Linked DNA regions of Mus musculus: region 2 is linked to region 1. The links are chromatin loops, found by intact Hi-C in ENCODE. Cell type or tissue: heart. All regions are shown on one strand.

The links. A loop is a pair of places that touch in the nucleus more often than their neighbours do. Peaks named below come from ENCODE experiments on the same cell type or tissue, not always from the same donor. Only the 100,000 strongest peaks of a DNase experiment are listed, where the experiment ranks them.
Region 2: a loop joins it to region 1, with 2.7 times the contacts of the local background. A loop is called at or near these places in 4 of 42 quality-filtered maps.

What each region holds. Positions count from the first base shown.
Region 1 is chrX:70,814,483-70,822,482 of GRCm38, reverse strand. No RefSeq gene overlaps it. Among named protein-coding and RNA genes, the nearest start is that of Gm22785, 130 kb to the right of the region's middle. In heart, no CTCF peak of the experiment used is centred here; a DNase peak (open chromatin) is centred at 4,502.
Region 2 is chrX:70,898,728-70,906,727 of GRCm38, reverse strand. No RefSeq gene overlaps it. Among named protein-coding and RNA genes, the nearest start is that of Gm38595, 120 kb to the left of the region's middle. In heart, no CTCF peak of the experiment used is centred here; no DNase peak of the experiment used is centred here.

The DNA of each region.
Region 1 (8,000 bases):
ACAGTCTTTTCTACACTTGTGTCTCAGTGCACAATCTGGCTATTTTCCACTGACATATATTCCAGTTCATTAATTCTTCCTTCTGTGGTGTATTATCTGCTATTATACCCATCTTGTTAGTCCATTACTTTAATTATTGAATTTTTCATAAAAATTTTACACAATTATATTTTTATTTCTTCACATCAAAATATCACTAGATATGATGTTCACCTTTCTGATATCTTGCCACAATAATAATTGTTAACTTTATAAATCTTTAATGCTTTGCAAGCATTTTAATGCATTGACTAGAATGTTTATCTCTTTTGATGTGATGGCTTGTCCTCTATTATCAAAGTCAGTAATCTTAACATTTCATCTCTAAGTTCTCCATCATGGTTCAGACATATGGCATGGATTCATATTTAATACCTGTCCTGATTATTAATCATTTTTATAATAATAGAAACATTTTTGCAAAGTGAACAGAGGGCAATTTGTTGTCACATCCTCAGTACTCAGCTGGATGCCTGGCTCAACACTAAAGAGTCTTGTTAGAATAAATGGAATACTTAGGCTGTGCTTTTTAGAAGATGGGAGATTTGTATTGGACTTCAAAGGGTGACAGGACTATGGAGACACTAGAAGAATATGTTCTAGGATTTTAACATAAATTTACAGGTTGTGTCAGGATTCTTGGCCATACACAATAGAAGTTAGCTCTGAAAAACTTAAGCAGGAAAAGGAGATAGGAAGAATAATGCCATAGATTATAACTATAAGAATCAGAGTCAATGTTCATATATGTAGATGCACAAACAAAATCACAATTTAGAATTTTTGTTGTAACATCTTTGTTGTACCACTAAGTCTTAGACTTTATAGTTTGTCCATCAACAACACCTATTTCCTCTGGCCCCACTAGCATTATAGCTCCCCAAAATGGAATAATGTGGTAGATTTTCTGCTGGCCATGTGTTTCTTCATCATTGACACTGATCCAAAAACTAACTGCCTGAGTTTGAGTTGTGAAAAAATGCTCCTTGGGATCAAAGAACAGCTGGGGAAATGAATATATGGTACTTTGAGTTTCTTCAAATCTGGGTACCTGAAAAGATACTTAACCACCATAGGACCAAAATAGGACTTGATTTTGGCACTGAGTTAGCTATCTCTCATATTTGGCCAGCAGAGAGGTGCTGGGCATAGGCCTAGAATGGAGCTGACAAAGGCAAGCCCTCACGAGCTGTACATGAACTATCCCTTCCTTGTGTTATAAAGAGCGTGAGAAGAGGCTGCCATCTTTAGGTTGTCTCCTTGCTAGCCTCTCTCTACCTCAACCCTCACTGTATCTAAAGGAGTGTGTGCTTCTTAGAAACAGGAAATATATTTGCCTCAGATCTCATGTAGAGTTTTCAATCTAGAACATGAAACTTAGCCCATTTTTGCCCTTTTGCCTTTGAGACCTGCAACAGCTTCCCAGAGCTTCACTCTTGTATCATTGGCTGAGCCCAAGAGTGGCTCTGACCCATGGTATCAAGCTTTAGTACTCTAAGTAGAGCAGTCCCTTCTGTGAAGAATGTCCCAAATTCATGCTTTGCCCTTTCCGTAGTGCATGACTATAACCAGTTCTGCTGCTTTAGGGCTGAGTGTGATGTTTATGTCATTATTTGATTTCTTGGCATTCAAAATCCTCATTAATATACATTTGTGTCTCTCTGTGGAAATAAAGGCGCGTGTTCTCTGTGTATGTGCTCACATTTCTTTATTTAGCCTGGCACCTGCCTTCATCCCCAGCATGTTAGTTTAGCATCTGTGCTTTTCCCTTGCAAATCTCTAGAGCTTAGAATTCTTAGAGGAAATAATTTATTTCTCTCTAGGAAGATTTTTCTTCTTCTCCTGAGCTAGCTTTAGGGGCCAAGCACTTGTGATGAAGGAAGGTGAGCTGCATTATCAACTCCAGCAGGAAGAGCACTGCATAGGCCATAGCCACTGGCTCCAGGGTGAACAGAGGAAGATATTCCAGGGGATAATGGCTACTGTTTCCATGGACTCTCATGTTAAGTCCAGAAAGCTTCTTGGAATGATTTGCTTTCAAAGGTTCCTCTCACTGACATGTCATTGACATGGGGCAATAGGATAATATTGGTGAGAGCTGGGCTCTAGAGCAGTTAAGATGAAGTTGTAAATGTCACTAGAGGATTCCTGCATGGTTGCCATTTACCAGAATTTTGTAGAGATGGCTCACAGATTTCAGGAGCTAGGAGGAAGGAATGAGATGATCTAGAAACATGTGTTGGAACCTCAGCCCTGAGCCAAGATCTTGATGTTTTACTGATCTACTGATCTACTAGTTGGTTGATGGGCATTTGAAGCCATTCATTAAAATAAATCCACTGGGATCTGAGGACCAACCTTTCATGCTGGACACTTTTTGAAGTCTTCATCTCTGGAAGAGATCCAGGCAAGACAGCTCTGGGTGCATGTGCTGTATGCCAGGTATAGACTTGACCAGACCTACAATCACATCCTAGTTTTACAACTTCTATGCCTTGCCGCTTTAGGCAGATTACTTCCTTCATCTCAGTTTTTGTCTCTACATTTGTAAAGTAGACAGATTCAATGATACTGTGTCCTCTACGCACCAAAGACAGTGACTGCTTTATGGTAAGTGCTTAATAGTCAAAATCCATTGTTATAAAAATAACCTTAAACTTGGAGTCTGAAATTTGAGTCTCAATCCAAACCTCAACTATACCAGTGATGATGAATTTTGCTTCAGTGGTAAAATACCACAAATACATGCATTTCACTTCTCTTCTTAGATGTCATCAAGGTGCAAATCAAATGGAAAAAAACATTAAGGACCTTTGATACCTATTGTTGGCTGCTCCAGTGGGAAAGACGATTGTCCAGGATTAAGGTAGGAAGATGATTGAAGTCTGTGGAAAGACAGAGTCCCAATGAGCCAATGTAGGAGAAATAGTCGTGAATGGGAAGCCTGGGAAGACGTGGAGGAAGTGCTGGGAAGTGAACAAGACTTTTGCCTCAAGACTTAGCCATTTATTCTTCTAGCAAGTACATTTGCCTCTGCAGTACACACAAGCCTAGGCATAGTCACACACGGGCACATACTAGCACAGTGGAGACTGCGTATGCTGTTACTTCCTATTCATACAGCCTTGACCAAAACATCACACCTAATTGCCAAAACATCTTACTTGATGGCATCGTGGTTTCTTCATCTGTGATCTCTAGAGAATGAGATCAACCACTCTGTGTTGATGGATAGTTAAGCAATACTGTGGCTGTTGAAGAAATCAACAGAATACCACATAAAGGAAGAAAGTTGTCCTTATTCTGTACTTCTATGTTGGTATGAAATACAGAGAAGTTGATTTAAATCTAGCTAATATTCATACATGTACACAGCCCCTGCTGTGCCATAGATCTCTAGGAATCTATCTCTTTTATATTACAGTTACATAAAAAGCAATTTATACCTAAAGGATTATGGAGAGGGGGGAAGAATATGATATATGTATAGTATTGTGGGACTGCTACTAGAACAAAGTACTATGAGCAGGATAATAGTCTTGGATCGTGGAAATCTAAGCCGTCAATAAAGCTGGCTCCTGAGTATTGAGAGGTAGAAGCTATTCCGTACCTGTTTACAATCCTCTCTGTTTGGCAAGGGCAGCACTCTCTGCCATTTCCTGCCTTGCAATGGCATCTTTTTGTTACATTCGTTGTTATATAGCATTTTATTCCTGGAGTGTTTTCCCTCCTTATACATTGGTCATTCCAGTCCAGTATATCATAATATTAACTACTTTTATCTGCAATTTGCCTGTTCCAAATAATGTCACTTGAGTTATTGGGGATTAGGACTTCAACACCTAAATTTTGAGGCAATACAGTTCAATACATAATGCTTTGTGTAGGTGTGTATTGATGAAGCACTATTTTAAAAAGATAAACAATTTCTCCTTTCTAAGTTATCAGTATATCTTTCTTCTCCCAGCACTTCATGGTTTTCCTCATCTTTTATGTCTTTATCCCTGACATAACTAAATAAAACTTGGGACCCACTCATTATGTAGGTAGCTAACAGCAGAGGCATGTGGAAGGGCAGAGAATCACTGCGCCTTTTACCTCTATACATCTGTCTTCATGGAATAGGATGCAGCTCTTCACACTTTTGTAACTAACTCAGAAACTGTTCCCTCTCCATGCTACTGTGATCTAGACATCTTTTAAAGGAGTATTTTCTACCTCCTAGGGCCTCCATAGTCCTGCTGAACTTGGCTTATCACATGCCTGCCTCTCCAAGCATCACACCTCAGCATTTGGTGTGATCCAACCATCTCAGAAATCTTTAACCTGCCCACATAGACCATGGTTTCTCTGGAGTTGAGCCTTGGGACATACATGGAAGTTCCTTTCTTCTGCCCTTACAACCCAACCCCCACCATTCCACCATCCCTATCTAGAAATGTTCCTATTGGCAATGCTGGTTGAAGTCTGCCTGCATTGTTCCTGTATGTCGGCTGCCAAGTATCTCAGAGCCAAATGTATTTTGGTCCCAATGATCTCACCCTCAAGTCCCAGCAAAATGTTCTCTCTCCTTCCTCCAAATGTTTCTGACCTCTCTCTTTAAAGTTTTACTTCTGCAGATTCTTTTCATCAATGCATTTCTTATAAGCCACTTCAATCTTTAGAAAAGTATATGATAAAGATGTCCTGCTTGTTGCATCTTGGGCTAGCAAAAATTGTATTAACCTTCTAGCTGTGAAGAGAGCAATTGAACAGGATGCATCCTCCCATGGCTAGTCTCCTGGAAAGGGCTGCAAGGATGAAGTCCAAAGCCTTTCTCACTGACTAAGTATATAAACTAAAGCTCACAAAGCCTGCTTTCCGATCTGTCCAATAGGCTGACGATTCCCCTGCCCAGCTCAGGAGACTCTTATTGAACTTTGATTAATTTTTTTTAGTTGAACATATTCACAGACCATGTTATGTGCTAGGTAGTTTTAAACACACTCGTATTGTTTTACTAAGTCCTCAGAAGAGCTGCTCTCTGCACAAGAGGAAAATATGGTCCAGAGAGATTTAAAGACTTGCTCTAGCTTGCACCCCAGCTAAGGGGTTTGGTTCTTGGTCCCTTGCTCTTGCCCACTGCCCATGCTTTATCTTCGAGTACATGGTGGAATATTTTGCAAGTACATAGGACACAGCCTGCATTCCATTTATTCTTAAGCTTATCTTCTGCAGCCTGTAATTGTAGATGTTGACCTCAAGGTTCTTTGCATCTTCTTTCTCTCTCCTTTTAATAAGCCTTCTGGGTATGTCTTATAGAACATGCACAGATACCAAAACATGCTATTTATCAGACTTTTTAAATGACAATATTTGTTACTAGGGTAAAGTGGTAGTCATGTTAGAAACTGGCATGCTCTTTATATTTTTGGCTGTATGAATTGATCATGAGACAAAATAAAATCACAAAACAGCTTGGCACCAATTAGAACATTCTAGATGTGTGTGAGTCCCATTCCCCAGCAACCTATCCAAAGTCTTGGCTTTCCCAGTCCATCCATAAAAGCACATGTTGCTACTGAAGGCCAGGATCGTGTGCCATCTCAGCACTCATGCCAAGCCTCCGGAGGATAGCAATTCTGACAGCCTTGCTCTGGAAGCCAGCGCTGGCCTGCAAAGATCCTGCACCCAGGCAACAGGAAGCAGTAAAAGACAATTCCCTGGAAGGGTTTCCTTCAGGATTTCCTGGGAAGAGTTCTCATTTCTAAAATGCTCTTTTTAGGGAAGGGAATGTAGTTCAGGGACTTTAGGTTCATGCTCTGTTTTCTACAGAGCCACAAGCACAGGCAGTCTCTGGAATCCCATGTGAGGGCCTCTTCAGTCTCCTCCCTAGGCAGCTCTAATCTCACTTGTCTAAGAATTCAAACCCATATTAATCCACTTGTTTACAACATTAAGCCCCTCAGCTTGCCATCAGGAACCAGAAACTAAGTGACTATAGGCTTGGATGTTAAGCAATAGCAGAGAGTTCCATGTGGGAGGTGGGTGGTGGGGCAGGATTAGCGGAAGGACTGGGGCCTTTGCTTGCTCTTTGCTCTCTTGACTGTCCCTGGGACACAACATCTCTGCTTCTTCCTATCTCTGGGTGCTGAGGATTGGGGCTCTATATTTCTCAGTGTTTGGAGATTTGCCATCAAAGACATCAAAGACTAGGCTGCATTCTGCATATAGCAGGAAAGCAGCACAAGTCCTACACTCCTGGTACCCTCCCTCTGGCATTGGATACTTGCAAACACTTTACTTGATCATAAAACTCAAATAAGAAACACTTCAGTAAAATAGCACCTCGGGCAATTCCTCTTGGTACTTGGTAGGTGCTGACAGCTGGTGGGCAAGCAGCTTACTAGTGCCTCTTTTCTACTGTCAATAGCTCAGCTATGCCATCACCCTCCTCAATTGACCATGCTGTCACAAAAGCAAACTCCACTTGGTACCTCTTTCCTGGGAGTTCTTCAGAGCCATAAATTCTCAGGGCTTCTTCCTAAGCAGCCATACAGAATAAGCCAGTCATTGTCTCCCCTGGTTTTCCACTGTCTGTTTTGTTCCTGTACAATGTTGCTCCATTGCTCAAATCCATCTATGGCTCTCTGCAGCCACAGGCTGCAGTCTGGAGTCAGAAGTGATATTCCAAATCCTTTGTGGAGATCTTTGTTCAGACTTTGTGCCAAGCCTTCTCTCTTATGGTGTACTTTACTCTCTCTTGACTATCTGAGACTCCCTAGTGGTAGTTTGTTTCTCTCTGCTCTGCCTGAGCCCAAACAGCTTCTTTTCCAAGCCTATTGACAATTTGAAATTACTTTCTGTTTTTAAACTATACTTTATGTATGGGAACAGCCCAGTATGTCCAAGTATGGACTAAGTGCTTTTAAAGTAACTTTTTATTTAGACAGGGGGGTGTCTCTGTGTCAGGCCTGAGAAGAGAGGAACAAGAATATTACTTTGGCATGTCAGGTGAAGAACCTGAGGCACAGAAATGTTTCATACATAGCATTAGCCTATATATAACACAGTCTGTATTCTGTATTTCTATACAGATCTGTCTAAATCTACATTAACCCATCTTCATTTCCTTCTATGGCATTTCTATCTTGTAAAGCCCACTGCAAAGTTTCCTTTTTTTCAGAATGGATACAGAAAATGTGGTACATTTACACAATGGAATACTACTCAGCTATTAAAAACAATGACTTCATGAAATTCACAGGCAAATGGATGAAACTAGAAAATACCATCTAAAGTGTGGTGACTCAGTCACAAAGGAACAAACATGGTATGTACTCACTGATAAGTGGATATTAGCCCAAAAGTTCAGAATACCCAAGATTCAATTTACAGACCATATGAAGCCTAAGAAGAAAGAAGACCAAAGTGTGGGTGCTTCCGTGCTTCTTAGAAGGGTTAACAAAATATTCACAGGAGGAAATATACCAATTTGTAAATGAAAATGTCACCTAGTGGGGGGAAATAAATCTGTTCTTTCCCCTAAAACCTTAAACAGCAAGATCTCTTGCTGTTTGATGCCTGAATCCAGTAGCCTAGTGTGTAAACTGAAAGTGTTTTTATTTAATCTGGAATGTTGCCTCCTCTTTCCTTTTGATACAACTCTAATCTCTTGTGGGTGAATAATTACTGTTCAAGTCAGAATAGAGAAGCAGATCTTTATACTAATAAAAGACAGTGTCTCTCTTTGAAAACAAAAATAAAAACAAAACAAAAAACAAAAGCAAAAACAAAAACAAAAACAAAATTCCTCTTTTTCATCCACATTCTCCCAATACATTTTCTTTTCTATGTTCCAAGCCAGAGATTGCTAGCTGGAAGTTAGGAGTCTACTTCATTGACCTGAGCTGTGTGATGCCATGGGATCGAAAGCAGGCAGGCTTTACCCTGGTCAACCCAGCTCACTTTTAGATTGGGAG
Region 2 (8,000 bases), 84 kb before region 1:
GTTTTCTAGACAGGGTTTCTCTGTGTAGCCCTGGCTATCTTGAAACTCAGTCTGTGGACCAGGCTTTTCTCATACTCAGAGATCTACCTGCCTCTGCCTCCTGAATACTGGGATTAAAAGTGTGCAACAACCACCACTGCCACGCCACAGATGGTGTTTTAACCACTTAATTTATGACTATTTCTTATGGCAGCCACAAAAGACAATATGTGTTACTATAAAAGCACTATAAAACATAAACAAACAAGGGCAAAGAACAGTTCCTGTAAGGGTCTTTGTTGGCCATGGGCTGGGCTTCAGAACAAGAAGTTTTAGAACCAAATGCCTTTATAAACTGCTGCATACATCACTGTCAGTGATGGGCTGCTTCCTTTCATCCTGTTTTTTTTTTTTTTAACTACCATTAAGTCTTGTGCATCTTATTAATCACATTGCATTAAACTTTAGGACACACAGTAATTGAGCTGTCTACAAGCTGGACTTTGACGACTTTATGTGATATGTAGGTTGGACTCTGTATTCAAGTCCTGTTTCTTCATTTGAAGCAGCTGGTTATCTTAGATTACAAAAAGCCAAATATACCGTACACTTTTACAATTGTTATTGTTTTATTGTTATTCTTTTTATTAAAATATGGAAATTTCTACAGGAAAAATTGTATCAAATCAAGAATTCACTACTCCCTAGCCCTCTGATATGCTCTTAGAATTCCTGGTAATACAGGTGGTTCAGTTAGAAGGTTGGCAGTCACACGAGAGCACAAGGCACAACACCAACACTGTACATTGCATCCATGTCTGTTGAGCTTGTTCACTTAGCTAGGACTTCTGTTGGGGTTTAAATGTTCATGTGTTAGAACGTTAATTGTCTAATTCATATGTGGACAATATTTGGAGGAGGAAATTTAGAAAATATTTAGGATTAGATAAGGTCATAAGGTTAGGGTCCCTATAATGGTTATAGTGGCCTTATAAGAGGAAGAGAGCCTCTTAATTTATATTCCTTATATATTTCCTGTCAAGGATATTGTTATACCACTAGAAAATGGACTAGAACAACAGCATGGAATGCTTTTTTAAAAACCAATGACTCCCTTTCTAGTTCACTGCTGCACATAGTAGGTGCTCTATAATGAGTACTTTCTTTCCTTGTATTAAGTGGATAAATGAGTTCACTGGAAACTGAGGCTCAAAGCAGGACCCAAGATAATAACAGGCAGACCTGGGATGATGATGGCACATGGTGATAGCACAGCTTACGATCTGCCTTCTTCTCACACCATTGTGGCCCTGGTGGGGGCAGCTATGAAGACCCCTAGGAATAAAGAAGAAATTGGAAAAATCTCAAGCTTCTAAACGAGCAAGGTGGGATGGCTACCCATAATTTAGTATTTCCTAAGTTTGGGAGGCTCCAGAGACAGACTTTAGGGATACTATTAGAGCCCCTAAAGATTGAACCTTGAGATATAAACTCTACCTTAGGGTATAGATGAAAAATATCATTCTTGTTTTCCTAGAAATTCAAGGGAATAGAATAGAGTACAGTATGCTTGGCAAATAAGTAAGAATCAAGAAGACTTTGTGGGGATCTACAAAGTCTACTCTGATTCACCTGGGGTATCATGCTAAACCTGACTTTCTGTGCCAAGATACCAGCAAGCATTCACAGCTGTAGGCAAGGGGGTGACCCTTAGCTAGAGACAGCAGATGCAGAAAATGGTGCAGTTAGAGAAGCCAATGCAGAAGTCAGACCTTTGAATGGCATCTATCATTCTGGGTGATTCTGAACTTGTCTTTCAACTTATTTTATTACTGGTGGTTCCCTCTTCACTCTTCAACTAGAAAACGCAGAAGCAATAAAATTCACAGATCATCTTTAATCTTGTTGCACAAAAACCTACTATATACCTTCCTGAATGTGAGGTGTCATATTCCAAGGAGCCATTATCTGTCCATAACTCATCAGGTAGGGGTGGAAGTTCATGTTAGACATTGACTGGCTTGATCTTTTGGATCCTGTGCAGGTCCCATGCTAGTAGCCACAGTTGCTAGGTTCTCACTAATTTGCCCCTGAGTCCTCCACAGACATGCGTCCTCTGTACTTGGGTCCCAAGGAATTTCTGTGTCAACTACCTTCCACAAGGAAATTTCTCTGTTAAGGACTATGTGCTATAATATCTATGTGTTGGAGAGAGAGAGAGAGAGAGAGAGAGAGAGAGAGAGAGAGAGAGAGAGAAATATTTAGAAAGAATTTGGTATTATATCCATTTAGAAAAATTGTAATAGTAAGTTCACTTGAGTCCTGTAAGGTCCCTAGGCGTTCTTGAACTTTCAATCCTTCTGCTCTAGCATCTGGAGTAGGAAAAAAGTAGAAGATAAGGATCTTAAGAAGGGATTAGCCTGGATTTGTTTCAGTGGGCCCTAATCCAATGATAAGCGATCTTAAAAAAACAAACAAACAAACAAAAATCCCAGACACATAAAGAAGAGGAACTATGGAGAAGCCATATAAAGATAAAAGCAAGGACTGCTGTGACATTGCTACAAAGTAATAAAGCCAGGGGTTGCCAGAAAGATAGAGGCTACAAGGAGATATTTTCTCCACAAGCCTTAGAAGGGAACATGGCATGCTCAACCTTGACTGCAACAGAGTGATAATGATTTTCTCCAAGGCCACTGGAGCTTTCTAATCTACCTTCCCCAGTCAGTCATGCACTCTCTGAAGTCAGCAACCATGTCATTTTTATTCAACATTATAACCGCAGTTTCTATCACAAATTCTGGAAGATTTGGGGTCTTGCTTCATTGAAAGGATGAATGGAGACATTGCTGGAGGTTATGCCTGAATCCTCATGTGCAAGTACATTTTTTAAAATTCAAGGTTCATATGCTTGGTGCTGAACTCAAATCAAGTATCTATTTGTGTTCATTATATGTGACAAATAAAAGTAATGCTGCCAGCAGTTACTTAGAAATCTGCAAAATGATTTGTGTTGGCAATGAATAAGTGAAGCCTGGTTCTGTGGTTTGTCCTTTCTGTCATATCCTGTCTCTAACTCAAAATGGAAAAGTCACAAGAAAAGGCTTTCCTGTCCTATGCAGCTTCTAATCCATCAGACCCCTTTAATCCTGAGCAGGCCCTTTTAGCAAGGTGAAGTGATTTACACACCGCCAGTGACTAACGGCCATCTCACAGACACTTACCTGCATGGGTTTAAGAAAAGTCTACAGAAGTGGATTTTCACAGTCAATGGATGGATCACAGGGCCCCCAATGGAGGAGCTAGAGAAAGCACCCAAGGAGCTAAAGGGATCTGCAACCCTGTAGGTGGAACAACAATATGAACTAACCAGTACCCCAGAGTTCTTGACTCTAGCTGCATATGTATCAAAAGATGGCCTAGTCGGCCATCTCTGGAAAGAGAGGCCCACTGGATATGCAAACTGTATATGCCCTAGTACAGGGGAACGCCAGGGCCAAAAAGGGGGGGTGGGTGGGTAGGGGAGTGGGGGTGGGTGTGTATGGGGGACTTTTGGTATAGCATTGGAAATGTAAATGAGCTAAATACCTAATAAAAAATGGAAAAAAAAAGAAAAGTCTAGCCTGCTAGAAACACCCAAGATGACTCTGCTCATTTTTATGCCCTTTGTGACAAGGCAAATTCCTAATTTCCTAAGTAGAAGGAATAGTCTAGGGAAAGACACCCCTTCCCGGGAGGTCCTCTTTCACAGTCTCTGCAGGGTATCTTTGTCTTGAGTTAGTATTTTGTAAATAGCTCACTCCTTGACTGCAGATGCCAGTTCCAGAAAGGGATTAAAGACAGGCTTTGGAGAGCTGCTGGTGCACTTGAGACCAAAGGGGCTGAAGAGGAATGGCTTGAACTACTTACCTTCAATAACCTGCCAAGACTTCCCTTTTTGCTCACCTCAACTGCTTCTTTAATTCTTGAGATTTTATCTGGAGCTAACAGGCAGGGCATGAGAACAGTCAGAGCCGGGCTTAAGAGGGAGGGGGGTGCTTGTGAGGTTACCCCGCTGAGATGTACCTAGATCAAGAGAAGCTTGATTTGGCTCCACTGTAGCACCCTGGCCTGGAAGGTGCTTAGGTCTGGGGGATTTTTTGGGGGGCTCCAAAAGGATCTAGAGTTAGGACCTTCTGACTTCTTCATGGAGCTGTAGAGAGGCTATGAACAAGTCTCCTAGGCAGTCAAAACTAGAGTGCTATAAAGAAAGGCAGCAATACAATACTAGTACAGGAGATGATGAAATGGACACTGTGGAAAGCATTGTTAATGAGAGAGTGAGGTTGGTGCTCAGCAGGCACTGTGATCCCTAATACTTGGTCTAGTTGGGGAACTTTCTCAAGAAGCCCCTATTCCATAAAGGCTATGAGAATTGAAGGGCAAACAAAGGAGGAAGGTTGGCCCCTGGTGGCAGTCTACCTAAAGCTCTTTCTGGGAATAGTGTCATTTCAGGGCAAGGGCAAGGGGTGGGAGGATATCACATGCCTTTAACATCCCAGTTGTTGGAATTTCATTCACTTTCTTGTTTTGAACATATATTTGCTGATGCAGCTGGTAAAACGAGTAAACAAATAGGTTCTAAATAAATTAGCTGTGTTTAAGTTCAGTTTATTTTATGAGCATGAAAGGTTTAAACAGAAAGAATCCATATTACATGGATTAATTAGAAGTTTTAGGCTAAGGGGAAAAACAGAAAAAGCAGAACCAAGAAAATAAGTTGCAGAGCATAATATAAAACTCAGCAGGCTTTGATTTTCTGCGATGAAGCTATTAAAAAATAATTAAGACACAAGCCACAATCTTACTCTAAGCATGAATCAGACCTATCAAAGGCATATGTTTGTTTTTACATTATGACATACATAAATTTAGCCCAAACTATGAGCTTGGGCTGTGAATTGAGCTAACCCTGAACACTAATTCGATGCCTAACAGAGCAGACCATGGCTGCTGCTGATGCCTTCTATCTAAGCTACTTTAAAGGAATAGACAGCAGGCTTGAGGCTGTAAATGCAGGGCAAAGGGACCATTAGGGTCCTTAGACACCAGAGACCCGCCCCCCCCCCCCCCCCGCCCCTTACAGGAACCAAAAGGCATATTGCTTCGTTCCATTTGCAATGCAAAACCATCTCTTAGGATAGTTGCCAGAGTTGGGTTGTTTTGATCCAGCTCTGAGATGACTGCAAGCTAGTCCTGCTCCTGAACTCAGTTGTGTCTACATGTGTCCTTAAACTTTAGTATTCTAGCAGAAAACCGCAGAGATGGGAATCCATGCTCCTAAAATCACAAGCAGGCTAGAAGAGATTACTAGCTTATTGATAAGTGTTCCCAAACATCTCCATCACAGACTAAATACAAAGACATGTAAGGTGCAAACAATGAGAATGTCTTAACGTTAGGAATTTTCTTCTTCTGGAAATGATGCTATTTTGTTCCCGTGGACTTTTTTTGAGATGATAGTGGTAAGCTCAGTATAGCTACTTGTTGAAATAGTTTTTTCCTCAAAGGTGTAATTGAATTTGGAGTCACAATCTGTGCCCCAAGCCATATTCTGATTCTCATCCCTAATAAGTCAATTAAAAGCATCAACAGTGTGAGAGGAAAAGGAGATTTGTTCAATGTGGCCACATTAGGAAGAAAGGACAAAGAAGTCCAGGGAACCAAGCTCATCCTGAAGTGAGATTAGTTTAAATAGAGGGACATGCACCTCTAAGCAGCCCTGGTCAAGGCATAGTCTCACCTACTATTGGTGAGACTACTACTCATCTTTATCTTGGCTTCAGTCTCTTCCTATAAGTTGTTCTGGCAAGTTGTTACAATAGTGTCAACTCTCTTTCAGGGAGACAAGTCCTTATGACTGGGCCCCATTCCCACCATGAGTTTCTTGAGAAGTCACTCCCAATATATTTGGGGTTCATGGTTTCAATAGTCTGTCAGATAGAGAGACATGTGTGTCCCTTTAGAACATTTTCCTTTCTGTTAGATCCTCTGGTTCACTCCAGGTCCTTAACTCCTGGAGGGCAGGTGAAGGCAAGAAGAAGGAGGGAGCATGAGGAAACATACAAGTGCCATGACAAAGGTGGTCTGCGCAAGTGAGATCCTAGCCTAAAATGAGGAGGGCTGCAGCCCGGTTCACTCACAGGGCTCTAGCCTCCCTGTGCAGGGGGAGGAACCCTGGTGCTGGCTCTCACTACAGTCTGGCCACTTCCTGTTTTACACAGCTGCTCGGGAAGGAGAAAGATTGCCCATTTTCCCAGGTGTGAAACCCTCTTATGATTTGCTAGCCTCCTTTCTCATGACACCCCCTACTCTTTGCTTCTATGGATTCTCACAAGAACAACCCCAATTGCCATCTGAGCACACCAAGTGAGACCTTGCGAACTGAGAGAGTGTGTACAGGATGACGCCAAACTTTCCTGGCAGCCAAGCTCAGAGCATCTCAGCCTTAGGGGTGGGGGAGGCTCCTGCCCATGGCAGTCCTGGCGAGATCTCCAAATGCTGATTAGTTCTTACTTTCCTGGCTGGAAATACACCAACTCTTTTTATCCAAAGATTCACGACTCTCCCTGGAGGGTTAAAACATAAATAGCAGTTTCTAACCACACTAATAAATAGATGAAGCTAAGCAAACAATTTATCAGCTGTCCTCACAGCCCCTCAGTGTGCCCGTCTGCCTTCCCGCCTCACTAATGTGCCCACCACTTTCCCTGGGCACGCTCTCATTCTGCAAAGGCTGAGAGAGAGGCTGGCCAAGTGGGTCTAAAAATAAAATGAACAAGAGGCAGAGAACAAGCTGCTACCACCCAAGCAGAGTATGTTGTCTGCCCAGAGACAAAGCCATGGTGCCAGGAGCTTAGATAGATCTGTCTATGAGAGGTTTTGGTTTCCCTCAGACGCCAAAGCTTGCCCAGATTAGTATTCCCCTGGTGTGGGGAGCATGAGTTTCCTTTATCATTTACCTTATGAGGTAGCATATTCTGAAACTGAAGTGTAGTGGAGGGTCTGGGTCCCAAGGTGGAGCCTGCCCCTGTCAGTCTCTGGGTGGCTGTGTTTCCTTTCCCATGCAGTCAGAGATGACTTGTGCTGTCTTACACACAATGTCTTACAATGCTTTGGGCTCAGGTTGGTCCATTCCCAAGAACATAGGAGGGATAGGTAATACTTCTCAGATAAGGCAGACTGCAAGCCCAAGCTGCTAAAAGGTAGGACGGCTCTGACCACAGAAGGAAGAGATATGCCCAAAGATACATGCAAGGCAGGGCAAACCAGGGACCTGAACCCTGGGCCAGGCATCTGGTCAGGGCCTTCCAAGATGCCAGTGGGCCAGGGAGGACCCAGCAGCTTATCCAAGACCCTCAGAAGTAGCAAGCTCAGTGCCAAGCCAGGTGAGACATTTCCTCCTGGTAATTCTGTAGGCTTGCCATGGGTCACTCGAAGTTCTCCTAGAGAAATGGTGTCTCTCTAGTGCATGGTTTCCAAGGGTACAGGATGCAGCTCAGAAGCAACTGCCCTGGTCTCAGGCTGGCTTGGATGGAAGCTGACAGAACTTTCCCACTGGGTTCATAAGGAGCCATGGCAGGCTCTTCGTTCCCTGCAGCTTAGCAGAAGACACAGAACAAGGCTTTGCTCTGAGTCATCCCAAGGAGGGCACTTCTTCTAGATAGAAATAGGCCTGTGACTCACTCAGCAACCTGTAACATTGGGCCACTGTATGAGAGATGAATCATTAGGCATAGGCAGGCCTCTGGCCTGACTTGGATGAACACAGGGATTTTGATGGAATGCAGCATGACTCTAGTGACAACCTTGCTATGCCATAGCATTAAAATGCTTGTATCCTTGGCATAGCAGGACCCACTGAAGAGATATAGCACACACTCCAGCCATTTTCCCCACTGTCCTAGATTGAGTGTCTATGGAAGTCCAAGCAGGATCTACAGCTCCTGTCAAGGGACAGATGACATTTAGGTAAGGGCAGA